Regions from separate parts of the Homo sapiens genome. Here regions 2, 3, 4 and 5 are each linked to region 1. The links are chromatin contacts, found by Hi-C or POLR2A ChIA-PET in ENCODE. All regions are on one chromosome and are shown on one strand. The core of a region is the stretch at or near the end of the contact, and the rest is flanking DNA. Distances in the headings are between cores, read along the strand shown. Region 1 holds the start of MARCHF7 (membrane associated ring-CH-type finger 7). Region 2 holds the start of PSMD14 (proteasome 26S subunit, non-ATPase 14). Region 3 holds the start of LINC01806 (long intergenic non-protein coding RNA 1806). Region 4 overlaps TANK-AS1 (TANK antisense RNA 1). Region 5 has its middle 83 kb from the start of TANK-AS1.

Region 1 (2,689 bases), core at 73-2,572:
CAATCTCGTGAACTTAAATAACTATGGCAAAAATCAAGACTCAAACCCAGGTCTTCTGAGTCTGGTGCTACTGCCTCATGCACCAGTCCTGTCTCCCAAAATGCTGTAGAGCTGTTAAATAAAAATATTATACTGACCTCATTTCTCAAACAAACTTTTTGCTACCTCAAGTAAAAGATCTAGTTACACTACATGTGTGCCTTCTTAATAACTGTATACTATTGGATTTTTAAATCGAAAATTCATCTTTAATCCTACATCTTGGTTCTGGACAGAAAGGTGGAGATTTAAAATAACATGTAATCAGAAAAATAGCTAATCAATCCTACAAAATGGGGGAGAAAACCTCGCCAAATTTCAGTTTTCACACATTTAACTAATAGTAACAAACAACATTAGTCGTGACGAATTTATTACCCAGATAGACTTTCCCAATATATTTACTTTGGTACTTGAGAAAAAGTATTAAGTGCAGCATTTTGGGGTGAGGGGGTGGACACACATCTTCAATACGCAGTTTCACCAAAATGAGGGAGTTTCCTACTCCCGGCGCCTTCTATATTTTTACTTCTTAGGCCAACAGGTCCATTTTTAATACAATCACCTACTTCGAGTTGCAGAACCCACAATTCACCACAACACAAAAATAACTCTCAGGGCGTCACGATATTCAAAAACTGACGTTACCAATAAGACAATCTTGGCCGAATCTAAGGGGCTACCGAAGTCACTTCGACTCGAGGCCGGGCTGGCCGAGCCGGAGCCCTGCCCGCCTTTGCCCCGCGCTCACCGGCGAGCTCACGCGCGACACCCGCGGCCCGCAGGGCTCCGAAGACCCCCCGCCCCACGGCCCAAGAGGAGGCCGCCCCGCGCCAAAGGAGGGCTCAGGCTTCTTCCCGTCACCCGCCACACGTCCCTGAGGAAGACACACAATCTGTCCCCTGCACCCGCCACAAACTCCACCACCCGACCAAAGGCCCCTGGCAAGGGAGGCCTGCGCTGTGGCCCCTTGGCCCCGGTGGCCCCGGACCAAGCTTCTCCACCTCATCCTGAGAGGAAGCGGCCTCCGCGTCCCCAGGCCTCTTCGTTTCCTCCCCTCCCCCACTCGCGGCCTGGTCCCGAACTAGCGCCCAAGACGGAGAAGAACTAGCTCCGCAGCTCATTACCCCGGCTCCTGAGCCGGCACCGACCAGTGCGCGTCCCACTCGCAGCAACACGCACCGCCGCCTTTCTCCTTGGAGTTCTAGGCCCGTGACTGAGGAAATGCAGTCGGCAGCGAAGCACAATGGCGCCCGCCCCTCTCCCGGATCCGGCGCAGAACCAGCCACCACCGTTAAGTGCCCCTCCCTGCTCCTCCTCCCCCCACTTCGCGGACTTCCTGGCTTCTCGCGAGAGTGGCGGCGCGGCGGGGACCGAGAGCTGCGGGCGGGCTGGAGGTACCCCACCGCGGGGTGGTGCTCTGACTGCGGGAACCGTTGAAGAGCTGCCCCCGGGGAGTCAGCGAGGCGCCACTGGTAAGCGGCAGCGGCTGGCTGGCCGGCGTGCCGGCAGCTGGGCTGGCGAGTGTGCGGGCGCCGGGCGCTGGAGGCCCGGGCCGGGGCGGTCCCCGCCCGTCTATAGTCTCTGAGCCAGCCCCTTCCCTCCCGGGCGCCGGGTCCCCGCCCACAGGCCCACCTGCAGGGCCCCGTGCTCGAAATAACGCCCAGCTGGTTGGCTTTTTTTTTTTTTTTTTTTCTTTTTCTGGCTCTTGGTAAGTGGCGCAGTGAATGTTGAATTGAATCAAGCACTGCCTTTTCCGACCTACCCCTCCCCGCTTGCTTCCCTGCCCGCCCTGTGTGATCTAACTGCAAGCCCTTTCCCTTAAGAGTTGGAGCCTGTTTGTCCAACCTTGTGATCATTTCCTTGTGGTAAGAATCTTGGTAAATGATGGTGATCATGTCTTTTAAAATCGTGATAGTAACCTTTAATAGCGTAGCCATCGATTTTGCAGTAAACAAATTCACCTATTTAGAAAGAGGGAGGAAAATTGTGAGGTGAATGGTCTGGTGAATATTAGATGAAACTTTCAAAGAACTGTAAATGTGGCAAACTAAGATGTAAATGAGTACTAATAAATAAAAGGGAGTAGGTTAGGGAAAAGCTACATCTAACTATGTGTAAATATTTAGATGATATGTTGATTTGGAATAATGAATCAAAAGTTTTTTAATGGAAAAGATCAGTTATTGAAACTTGGAAGAATACTGAAAGGCACTTGATTTTTTTTAATGACCTATTTTGTTAAGGTATTAAAAGCAATCCTTTGGATCCAAATAATTCCAATAAATGAAACACAGTGTTTCTACGTGTTTGTCATTACATCGGAAGGGAATGGAGTATCAGTCACTATCATCCTTATTTTATTGTCTTGGGGACTAACAGACTGTACATGTTTCACTATGATAAATTCTAAAATACTATAAATTTTAAAGACTTAAAGGTATTTTAAGTTGGCATGTAAGTGCCAATCTAACTTTTAGGATATGAAATGAAAATAAGCATCTGGTATGGGATAAAGTGAACAGAGATTACTTTTGAGGAAATTAATTTGCCCTTTAAAGAAAAATAATTCTTTTCCAGCCTGTTCGAGTGCCCCTGCAGCATTGTGGTTATAGATACACGGATGTATACACCCTGAAGAACCAGACTA
Region 2 (2,689 bases), core at 65-2,564, 1.6 Mb before region 1:
TTTAGGGACAAATTCAAGACAACATTTAGCCTTTTTCACTAAATAGCACTTCACTAAACACACCTTAACTGTAGTTAATTCAGAACCACTATATATCTTAACCTCTAAACTTCAAATGAGTCAGCTGGTAGGTAGCCTTACGTGACAGGAAGGCCACCATTATATTAATCATCTCCACTAAAACTGTGTTCATGTTTTTGTTATTTCTACAGTATCAGTGCATGTCTTGCTGCTTTTCTCAAACACATTAAGTCAGAAGCACTAAAAAAACACTTGTGACCAGTGGAACAAAATCACTTTCACACTATAACTCTATTTTATGCTCATTTTTAAACCCTTTCCCCTGCCTTTCCATAATATTTTATCAACTTATATTACCATTTATTTTCTCGAGAATTTTTCCTTCAGTCACTAGGTTTATAGACTCAAAAGTTTACATTCTTTTTCTTTTGACAGACACAGAGCTACATCCCCAGGAAAATTAAGTTGCAAGATGTAACATACGGTAGCAGATTTCTACTTTACTTAAAACGAGAAATGTAATCAATTTACCAACAATTACTCAATTAGTATGATATTGAAAGTAAGTTAACAGCCATAGTAGCACACTTTGTTTTTAAGATATTCAAGGTCCAAAAGCAGTGTATCTGCAGGACTTTTGTTTACTTTTTGGAGGGAGCTGAAAACCTAACACTAACAGAAAAAGGGTTAAGGCTTACAGGAAGGACAAGAGATAAAACAAACGTATTCAATGGGAAAGTTAATTCTACTCTCTCTCCCTTGTTTTCCCGGTCTGCTTTGAAAAACTTCAAAGCAGACCGGTTAACAACTATGGATAGAGCACAGACAAACAGGCCATAAACAAGGATTCTCTCTATATAGATGGAAGAGGTTCCCATGATGTGAATTCGGCCAAACAGAAAAGAATGGAGAAAGGAGGCGACATCCAGACCTGACCCTGCCAGAGAGCCCTGAGAGCAGGCGAAGAGAATGAAGGAGGCCGGGCTCCTCCCTCGCGGCCCAGGCCTCCTGTGGCAACTCAGCTGGGCAACGTGACTCAGGAAAGCACGGGGCTGGCGGCGGCCTAGCACGGCTGCCTCCCCAGACCTCCCAGGCCTGCCTTCTGGGTCTTACCTGAAGACGGGCGGGAGCCGGATGCCGCGATATGGACCCTTGTCTTGCCTCTGTGGTGACGCGAAGACAGAGGCAACAGCAGCAGCGGCGCACACCCGACGCGGCTCTGTCTGCAAACCGGCGATGAATCAGCCCGATTCCATTCAAAAGAGTTGCCCGGGCCTCCGCCGCGAAGCACTTCCGGGTTCACTAGTTTGCTTCGGCTTCCGTTCCCCGACGGCCAATTGGAGACGACGGAGAGTCAAGCGGATGTCCAGGAGGAGCTCTTGGGACAGACGGCGCGGGCGGCCCGGCGTCTCCTGTCTCTGGCAGGACTGTGAGGCGGCACTTAGCGCCCTGGTCGCTCGCGCCCCGCCGACGCCTCCTTTTTCTCTCCCTACCTCTGCGCTCTGCGGCCGCCGCTGAGATCTGGGACGGCGGCACATCCAGCCCGGGAGACGACTGGCTAGGAAATAGAACTGTTAGTATTTTGAAGCCCAGATCCCCTTTCGTTTTGGTGTTCACTACTATTATTGCCCTCCTCAAAAACTAAAAGGTTCATTTGAGCTAGATTTAACTTGGTTATCTGAGAAGAAAATTTTTTTAAAAGAGGGGGGATGGTGTGATTAGAGGGGACCGGTAAGACGCCCTTTTCTGTAAGTCCGCTTTATCCACCTCTTGTCATTATTGCTTTGCAAGGATTGGATTTCAGGGAAAACTAAGGTTTCCCAAATGTTCAAACCACCTATTTTAAGCCGAGTTTAGTTTACAGGGTTTAAAGAGTCATTTATTCACATTTCTCCATGTAATTATCGGCAATCACATTTTACTCATGATCTACTTTGTGCTAGGCTTTCAAAAAGCAAAGTTGCAGAAGATATACTTGACAAGTTGATATTACACTCTAGGTCTAGGTACAGTCTCTGTTTAAGGCAGCTTGTTTGCCACGTTCCTGTCACTTTCTCAAATATGTTCCAAATAACAAGCATCTTTAAAGCATTCCTAAATCGAGAATGGTGATGAATCTACTGGACAGAGGGTGAGGAAAGATTACAGCGCCTGGATCCAAACTGTGATTTGAGTAGCACAATTGCTTTAAGATATTAATACCTTTAAAAACACAAAGATTATTTTACTCATAGGTAATATTTGGATCCACATCTTTATGCTTCCCCCCCAAACCTATGCCTCTCTATTCATTTTTTATGGGAGGAGGGGGTGAGTAGCCCCGTCCTCCAAATAATTTTCCTAATCAGAAACTTAAGAGTATGAACACTTGCCTCTTTTTCATCTCTCCCCACTGTAGAAACCATGAAATGTGTAATCTCCATAACAGCTTTTCCAATCCACCACTTCCCCTTCTAAATACTCCCCACTTTGGCCTTAACTCAGACCTTCCTCACTTCTTTTTTATTTTATTTTATTTTATATGTATTTATTTATTAATGCATTTTTGAGTTAGGGTCTTGCTTTGTCACGCAGGCTGGAGTGCAGTGGCGCCATCTGGGCTCACTGCAACATCCCGTCCCCGGGCTCAGGCAACCCTCCCACTTCAGCCTCCTAGGTAGCTAGGGCT
Region 3 (2,689 bases), core at 125-2,624, 1.5 Mb before region 1:
GTTGTCATATCTAGAGTCATGGGGTTTGCTTATTTTTTTTAATTAGCAATCCAAAACAATGCTACTGCAATTTAACAATTCATCACATAATCTTGGGCTCTTCAGTTCAACTGCTAATGTTAGATAATTCAGATTGTTATTTTTGTCTGTTTATAAATGATTTTGGTTGCATTGTGCTGTGAGGAGAACTGCAGCAGCCCAGGCAGATGATCTTTCTCTTATTTCCTGCATTGCTCAGGATGGTTGAGGGGCCTTCCAAAAAATGCATTTGAGGAGTTAAGTTTAGCATCTAGCAAAAGCAAACAAGTGATGGGGCAGGGGGCACTAATAATAACTTGATTTATTATCATCACTTATTTACGTCATTATCAATTTACATTTCCTGTCTGTTCGGAAAACTGAGGAAGGGCCTCTTTGCCAAACTACATTTTGTTAGAATCCTCCATTTCTCTGATTTTCTGGGACGTTAGAAAGTATTGTCTTTCCTCTTCTTGAAAGAATCGGCCAACCATCAGAAAATTTAAGAAGCTCCTAAACATCCCTTTTCTTTTCTCTTTCTTTCCTCAGCCCTCTTCCCCTCCCATCTTGACATTTAAATCAATTTGTTGGGGTGGGTGGGGGGGAAAGAACAAGAGTTAAACCCACCTCAGGCAGCAGAAGTGGAACACATTAATCCTGACGTAGTTAACCTAAGAGAAAAATAGATTTTGTTTTCCTTTTTTAGTCGCTAGCTTTATTAGATTTCTCACTCTCACAGATTATCCGAAGACTACCCATTGATTGATCGCCCGTAGAGCTGCATTTGGTGTAATGAAAAAACTCACAGCTTTATTGGCTCTCAGGAGACAAAACAAACAGAACAAGATATTCATATTAATGCAAACAATGCAACAAATGAGGGGAAGAATCGCCCGGCTGAAGCGAGGCCCGGCGCGGCCGCGGCCGGGGGGCTGAGAAGGGCCTGGGTGCCTGTCGCCCGGGAGCCGAGGTTTCCCGGCCTCCCCCGACCCCGGGCGCCAAGAGCAGTCGGTCCCCCCGGCCTCCCGCCGGCAAAGGGGCCCTGGGGCCCAGGCGCGCGGCCCCTGCGTGGCGGCAGGCGGCCCAGGCCAGCGCCGGCGGCTAGAGAAGGCCTCCAGTCCAGGCCTCATGGAAGGGCCTGCCTCGAGCGGCCCCTCAACGCCCCGCAGTGTGGCACTGGAAGGGACCTAAAAACCCACCTGGCTTTCTCCTTTCCCCTTCCCCACGCTTCCCAGGGCCCAATGCCCGCATCTCAGTTTCGCTTTCCGGCAGGGTCAGGGGTGAGAGGGAGGAATTCTCAGGTGTCACCTCCTCACCCGCCTGGAGGCGGAGGCTAGAAAGACGCCGGGGCACTCTGGAGGGGAGGAAGAGGTGTGCCTAGAATTCTCTCTCTTAAACGCTCGCGTTATCACGGAGGAGACTTTATAAACACTTTAAACACAACACCAACCATTTTATCAGCAAAAGCGAGGGGAGGGGGGCGTACAGTAAATGCTGAGAGATGTTCGAGAAGCCCCAAGACGTTCCTTGCGGAAGGAGAACGGAAGAAAGAAAATTACGGGCGGAAAAAGAGTAAATATTAGCTCCACACCTAACCACTTCCCCAGCCCCAAACTAGGAGAGAATCTGCTAAGATTCAGCTTCATATTTATATAGTCTATGTGATGTTAAAAATAGGGTTGCCAAATATTGCATGGGGCATTCTTAGAGTAAAAAATTGTTATCTACCTGAAATTCAAAAAATTTAACTGGGCATCCTGTATTTTTATTGGCTAAATCTGGCAATTCTAACTAAAAAACATTCTGCTGAAGAAATCATATAAGAAGGAAGGCTCATTGTCTGATGTAATCAGGTTATTGGGGACATGTTTAATGGAACCTTGCCTGGAAAAAGAAATTGAGTTTCTCCTACAGCATACTTTTGTAAGCACATGGTAGGGTGGAGGAGGAAGAAATGACTGAAGCGACTTGGAAATGTCCTTACATTATATTTGAGGAGGAAATGACAGTCATTGTTGCCACTTCACTAGGAAATGGAGCCGGGTTCCTTTCCTAAGGTTGGCTGACTGGGTCTGGCCCACAGAAACCCTCCCTCCCTAGCCGGTAGAGCGTACCCTAGCATGTCTGCAAGTGGAATGTCAGTTACAGTGGTTCCCATGTCGGCATTAGTGCATATATTTTTTCTAAACCTTGACTATAGAGCCACGTTACCCATTGGTATTTAGTATATTTTGAAAAAAAAAAAAGAGTTGAGTTGAGAACTTTAAAGGCAAAGTCTGCTTTGAAATGTATCAAAGGCTTTAACCTAGAAATAGATCTCATCCAATAGGGTCTTGCAGATGCTGAAAGAAAAGGCTTTTGCAGTGCCAAAGGTAAAACCTCAGGAAAAACGCAACAAAACAGTGGGTCTTTGTATATTGAAGTGTGTGTGAGAGGGTGAGGAGTTAGAAAGCTGCTTTCTGGAGAAAGCCTGCTGCTTGCATTGCTTCCCCAGCCCCAGTTAGAGAGAGCTTTTTCAAGCAAGCTTTATCACCCTTACTGATACTTTGGATCCCCAGTGAGCTAGCCTTCCTTTTAAGCCAGTTGCTTGAAGAGGTCTGAGTACACCCACACAGGATGCCCCTTTATCACTGGCGGGTAGAGCTATTTAACAGCTGCAAATGGAGAAACT
Region 4 (2,689 bases), core at 103-2,602, 1.4 Mb before region 1:
GTCAGGAAGCACCGTGGGGGCTGATGTTCAGAAAGCCCTTTCAGCTACATTTCATATGTTCCTTCTCAAAATATTCCTGTGCCTCAGTGTTCCTTAGCCAATATTTATGTGGCAGGGAAATGTGTCTTATCTCTTTTGTGTAGATGATTAAAGTGCTGCACAACCATAAGGTGGTTTCATTCTGCTGTTTTCTACCCTACACCTGTGACTTTGATAGGGAGCTGTTGATGGGCCTGGGAATAGCTTGCAGATGTGTATGTACCAGCAGTATGTTAGGATTCAGTCTGAAAACTAGCAAGTCTGCAGCCTTGGCATCCAGGGCTAGATGTTTCTCACATTTTTCTTTCCTACATTTCTTCCTGTTCAGCCCCTGGTTTTCCAGAATCGTGGTTAGGTTTATATTGGTTAAGGTTTCTGTTTGTTTGTTTCTTAAAGCTTCCTCTTGTAGTTTAAAATCCTGAAGATCCTCAGAGCTTGAGCCTTGACCTTAGGTTTGGAGAATGTGGGGTCTGTGCAGCTGTGATCCTACTTGAATAAGTTTGGGCAAGTCATGGGACAGGAGTCTCTGTTTCTTCATTTGTTATATGGGTTTATTATCACCTGACAAAAGGGTTTCTTTAAAGTTTCCATGAGATTATTTGTGAGCGAGTGCTTTGAAAGGTGTAAACTGTTGTACAATTTTGACCTGGTATAATAATGATTTTTTTTTGAGACAGAGTCTTGCTCTGTCGCCCAGGCTGGAGTGCAGTGGCATGATCTTGACTCACTTCAACCTCTGCCTCCCGGGTGCAAGTGATTCTTCTGCCTCAGCCTCCCGAGTAGCTGGGATTACAGGTGTGTGCCACCATGACCAGCTAATTTTTGTATTTTTAGTAGAGATGGGGTTTCAGCATCTTGGCCAGGCTGGTCTTGAACTCCTGACCTCATGATCCACCCGTCTCGGCCTCCCAAAGTGCTGGGATTACAGGCATGAGCCACTGCGCCCGGCCCGATAATGATGTATTTTTTAACCTATGGCTATTAAATTCCTGTGGGCAATTATGTGGGATGAATCTTTGCTATATTATAATAACCAGTGATTTCAGCTAATGCAGCCAAACATCTGGTCAAATCCACTGTAAAGCTATTTCAACTGAATTGGTTAATAGACCTGTATATAGAGAGAGTCCAAAATAGCCTCAAAATTTAACTTTGCTTTTAATAAAGAAGCTTCCTGTTTGTCTCATTAATGGCACCTGTCTGACTCACTTCTGAGCCAGATGTTATACTTCATCGTTTCATAATGTGTCATTTCTGCACACCGACTTTCTTTTCATAGTTTCTGAAGCAAAATCTATTTCATCCCATCACCAGGATATTGTTGGTGACAGCTGCAACACCCGAATAGGTAGCTTTAGCTTTCACATGGACATAGATATGGAAAATGTTCTCAGAATCGAGCCAGCAGGGAATGAAACATATGGCAGGCAGTGAAAGAAGTGAAGGCTCGTTTCTATAACAAACCCCTCTGAGTTTTGACAAGGCTCTCTGATATACTGTCAAACCACCCCAGGGCTGAGAGGCAGGTAACTCTTCTCTATCTCTAGTCTGAGCACTAAGACTTGCCTGAGGAAAGAACTTTCTTACATTGTTATCTAAAAACTGTGAGTTCTTCATGATTAGATATAATAAATAGTTTGTAACCCCTAGCTGCTCATCAGATTCACCTGCATAGATACTTAGAACTCTCCCCAACCCCCTCCCCCTGCATCCTTCAATATTTTAATTCAGTAGGTCAGGGATGGGGCTCAGGCATTTTTTTTTATTTTTTTATTTTATTATTATTTTTAGTTCTTCTGGTGTTTCTGACGTGCAAAAAGCTAGCCAGAAATGTATTAGAGAATCTAATTATCAAATGGACGGTTGTTCTAGAAGATGGACTTTAAAGACCTCTGCCAAAGCTGAGTGTGTAAAAGTAGATGAAGATAAATCTTCACTTGCAGGGGTCAAAGTCTGCAATGCATACAGGAACTAATAGGTAAGGTGAATGTGAAGTGTGAAGCGGCTTATACAATATAAGTAGTGATGGGGATTGTGGCAAACTGGAGAATGAAACTCTGTTGAAAGGCACGCCAGCTAACAAAATGTCACTGTGGACAGATTTGGCCTTTGTTCTCCTCTTTTACTTGAGTATAAAGTCTTCATGCCTGGAGTTTTCTTCAGTTTCTCCTGTGTGAAATACTCAGTGTTATTTTCCTTTTGAGATTTTAAAAATAATGTTAAAACATTAAATGTAAGAGGGGTATCTTGTAGACTGCTTTTCACAAAGGTAGAGGAGAGGAATATGATTAAAATGGATCCATTTCTATTTCTCATTTTATCCCCCAGCTTACCCCATCTGACTACATGGATAGCAAGTTTGAGTTGGATGAGGCTAAGCAGGGCATAGTGAACCTGACATTCAGTTTTTCTCAATTTCTTCTGCTCCTGGATTCACTCCTAATCCTGTAGGACAGTGGTAAGAAAGACATCAATAAAATAAGAGAACTATAAATGAATAGGAAGCACTTCAAGAAGATTTGAAGAACTATTTTAAAGTTAGAAGTATTTTAGGGGCATCTGCTGAAAATGTTGCCTAACTGTGATATTTCTTTTTTTCACTCTGGGGCAATGAAATTTTATGAGTCACTAAATACATATTTTGACATCT
Region 5 (2,689 bases), core at 134-2,633, 1.4 Mb before region 1:
CAATAAATGGTAGGCATTTTTATTATGACAAGGGTAGAAAATGGGAAAGTTCTAAGAGTTCTAGGAGTATGTGTGTGCATTGTAGGTTGAGGCTTTGTTTTATGCTCTATGTTCAGTGTGTCAGAGAATCTAGCCATGGAGTGAGAGTGGGGTGGAGTGAGAGTGGATTCTCTGTTAGTCTTATGCTGTCATATATGACGAATGTTTGTCCAGGTACTTGTCATTTTAGCCAGATTTCCAGCTACACAGTCAATGAGGGGCTCACACTTAGCTGAATGGATAGGGTTGTACAAGCCACAATCCCTGTCTTTGGTAAAAGACAAAAATTGACACTACAACAAAAAAACTGACATGGGTTATGGGTCTATGAAAAAAATACTGCACAAAAAAATGGCTTGGAATCCTAAATAATATGGAGGAATACACAAACTCTATGAAACAGCAACAAGCTAATTAGCCACCTTAAACACTGAAGAGTTGGGTACCTCATTTCCCCTCATCATCTCTACCCATTTTACCACCATTCTGGGTGCCCTCTGTCTCTTCCTGAATGACCATTCTGTTGTGGGCTAAATTGTGTTTTCAGCTCCATCCCCATTCATATGTTGAAGTCCTAAGTTCTATTGCCCCAGGATATGACTATATTTGGAAATGGGGTCTTTAAAGAGTTAATGAAGGTTAAATGAAGTCTTTGGAGATTGGTCTCAATCCAATATGACCCATGTCCTTGTAAGGGAAGATTAGTTCACAGACAGAGAAGAAAGAACACTTAAAGGCACAGGGAGAATACGGCTACCGACAAGCCAAGACAAGCCTCTGAAGAAAGACCTTGCTCACGCCTTGATCTCAGAGTGCCAGCCTCCACAACTGTGAGGAAATGAATTTCTGTGGTTTAAGCCACCCAGTCTGTGGCACTTGGGAAGCCCTAGCAAACTAATATACCATCCAATTGCTTGGCCTCTCAGTTTCTTTATTTTCTCATCTCTAGGGACTTTTACTGTGTTTCTCTTCAGCCCCTCCTCCCAGGGCAGCACCCTGATGCTGTCATGATCCAGAACCTTCTGAAATATTACATTCAAATCTGTACTGTTGGGAAATCTCTGACCATAGTTATACTGCCTTGTGACCTTCACATTTGGCTACTGCCACCCAATCCTTCAATGTCACCTGTGTCCCCAAATAAACCCCACTTCTTGCTCCCAACTCCCCCGTCATCTTCCTTGTCAACTGAATCTAGACATTGTGGTTTATCACTTCATCCTTTGTTTTGTCAGTATCTTTAAACCTGTATTTCCTTCCATAGTGACAGCCTCGCAAAACCCCAACCCAGCTGTTTTCCCTGAACTCATACAGTATTTCTGAGCAGTGTTAAAGGAAACCGCACAGCCACATCATGTGTTCTGAACCATTGTAAAGTCATTTAGGTCTTCAAGCCTGTCCCATTATCTCTTCCCTTCTCTGCAGCTACTATTTCAAACTTCCTCTATTCTCTCTTCAAAATTTGGCTCTCACTATGTCCAACAGATGACTTCACTTCCTATTTTATAGGGAAAATTGAGGTCACCAGAGAGAAATTTCCCCCAGTTCTGCCAACTAATCTGTAAACATCTTCATTCTCACTAGTCATTCTTTGTTACCCTGTATTACACACGAATATGTGCTCCTTTTCCTTCCTGAGGTTAATTCCTTAATAACCCTTTGAATTCCATTTCTCACAGTTCTTCCAAGGCCTCACACTTTTCATTGTTCTTTTGTTCTCTCTCATGTTTAATTCTCTACTTTCTCCCCTTATCTGTTCCTTCTGCTCACTATTTAAATACTCTCAAAATATCCCAGTAGCCCCTGCTACTTCTGGAAGCGTGCCTCACGCCTCAGTGTGCTGGGGCAAAATGTTGGAATGAGCCCCACTGACACACGGACATACAAAGTTTGTTTGTTTGTTTTGAGATGGAGCTCTGTCACCCAGGCTGGAGTGTAGTGGCGCGATCTTGGCTCACTGCAACCTCTGCCTCCCGAGTTAAAGCGACTCTCCTGCCTCAGCCTCCCGAGTACCTGGGATTACAGACGGCTGCCACCATGCCCAGCTAATTTTTGTATTTTTAGTAGAGATGGGATTTTGCCATGTTGCCCAGGCTGGACTCAAACTCCTGACTTCAGGTGATCGCCTCAGCCTCCTAAAGTGCTGGGATTACAGGCAGGAACGACCACGCCTGGCCTGGCATTGTTTTAAGTGTCTTTCATATTTTAACTCAACTACCACACAACAGAGCTCTAAGAAAGTCACGATTTTTTCCATATTGGGCAGCTTAGAAAATAAACCATACATAATAACAGAACAATAACAAAAGCAAACATTTACATGGCACCTAATATTAAAAATGCTGTACATTATTACATGATTTATTTCTCACATTAACACTATGAGATTGGTACTATGACCGTTTCTGCTTTACAGAGTGTGACTTCTAAGGATACCCAGTTGGCAAGTGGTAGAGTCAGGATTAGAACCCAAGCAGTTTTAACACATTGTTAAATGTGTTAGCACTGTTTTGAGAAAATCTTTAATCAAAAAGCAAATCAAAAGTAAGACCTGAAGAAGGAAGAAGTCACGGAATAAAAGAATCATTGACTAATTTCTGTCCTACCAGCTCCACTGCTTCCCAGCTCTGTGACCTGAGGCAAGTTGTGT

Evidence for each region. Hi-C counts contacts between places; a loop is a spot of excess contacts on that map. ChIA-PET counts read pairs that join two places held with the same protein, here RNA polymerase II (POLR2A). Pooled maps may share reads with other maps.
Region 2: a loop to region 1 is called in a map of CD8-positive, alpha-beta T cell, with 10 times the contacts of the local background. The contact joins the promoter of PSMD14 here to the promoter of MARCHF7 in region 1. A Hi-C loop is called at or near these places in 3 of 168 maps with a recorded cell type or tissue (CD8-positive, alpha-beta T cell and naive thymus-derived CD4-positive, alpha-beta T cell) and 13 of 50 pooled maps.
Region 3: a loop to region 1 is called in a map of CD4-positive, alpha-beta memory T cell, with 19 times the contacts of the local background. The contact joins the promoter of LINC01806 here to the promoter of MARCHF7 in region 1. A Hi-C loop is called at or near these places in 2 of 168 maps with a recorded cell type or tissue (CD4-positive, alpha-beta memory T cell and naive thymus-derived CD4-positive, alpha-beta T cell) and 7 of 50 pooled maps. POLR2A ChIA-PET finds 5 or more read pairs at or near these places in 1 of 52 experiments (CD4-positive, alpha-beta T cell).
Region 4: a loop to region 1 is called in a pooled map, with 4 times the contacts of the local background. The contact joins the enhancer-like site here to the promoter of MARCHF7 in region 1. A Hi-C loop is called at or near these places in 1 of 37 single-sample maps with no recorded cell type and 2 of 50 pooled maps. POLR2A ChIA-PET finds 5 or more read pairs at or near these places in 1 of 52 experiments (activated B cell).
Region 5: a loop to region 1 is called in a map with no recorded cell type, with 7 times the contacts of the local background. The contact joins the enhancer-like site here to the promoter of MARCHF7 in region 1. A Hi-C loop is called at or near these places in 1 of 168 maps with a recorded cell type or tissue (naive thymus-derived CD4-positive, alpha-beta T cell), 1 of 37 single-sample maps with no recorded cell type and 6 of 50 pooled maps.

The regions. Positions count from the first base shown.
Region 1 is chr2:159,711,139-159,713,827 of GRCh38, reverse strand. It overlaps MARCHF7 (membrane associated ring-CH-type finger 7), which reads right to left and starts at 1,322. Exons shown (of 12, transcript NM_001282805.2): 1 at 1,222-1,322. It also overlaps a transcript of BAZ2B not described here. RefSeq lists silencers at 724-843, 1,364-1,873 and enhancers at 1,034-1,313, 1,081-1,747.
Region 2 is chr2:161,307,050-161,309,738 of GRCh38, reverse strand. It overlaps PSMD14 (proteasome 26S subunit, non-ATPase 14), which reads right to left and starts at 1,314. Exons shown (of 12, transcript NM_005805.6): 1 at 1,135-1,314. RefSeq lists an enhancer at 987-1,446.
Region 3 is chr2:161,243,424-161,246,112 of GRCh38, reverse strand. It overlaps LINC01806 (long intergenic non-protein coding RNA 1806), which reads right to left and starts at 1,374. Exons shown (of 2, transcript NR_110164.1): 1 at 1,218-1,374. All of the region lies in intron 3 of PSMD14-DT (PSMD14 divergent transcript), which reads left to right. RefSeq lists a silencer at 986-1,095 and enhancers at 1,078-1,578, 1,526-1,585.
Region 4 is chr2:161,102,979-161,105,667 of GRCh38, reverse strand. The region is part of intron 2 of TANK-AS1 (TANK antisense RNA 1); the gene reads left to right. Among named protein-coding and RNA genes, the nearest start is that of TANK-AS1, 56 kb to the left of the region's middle. RefSeq lists a silencer at 1,134-1,203. Within about 2 kb of position 1,352, at least 2 of the 41 ENCODE cell types and tissues checked have a DNase peak (open chromatin) inside an H3K27ac peak, as active enhancers do.
Region 5 is chr2:161,076,350-161,079,038 of GRCh38, reverse strand. No RefSeq gene overlaps it. Among named protein-coding and RNA genes, the nearest start is that of TANK-AS1, 83 kb to the left of the region's middle. Within about 2 kb of position 1,383, at least 11 of the 41 ENCODE cell types and tissues checked have a DNase peak (open chromatin) inside an H3K27ac peak, as active enhancers do.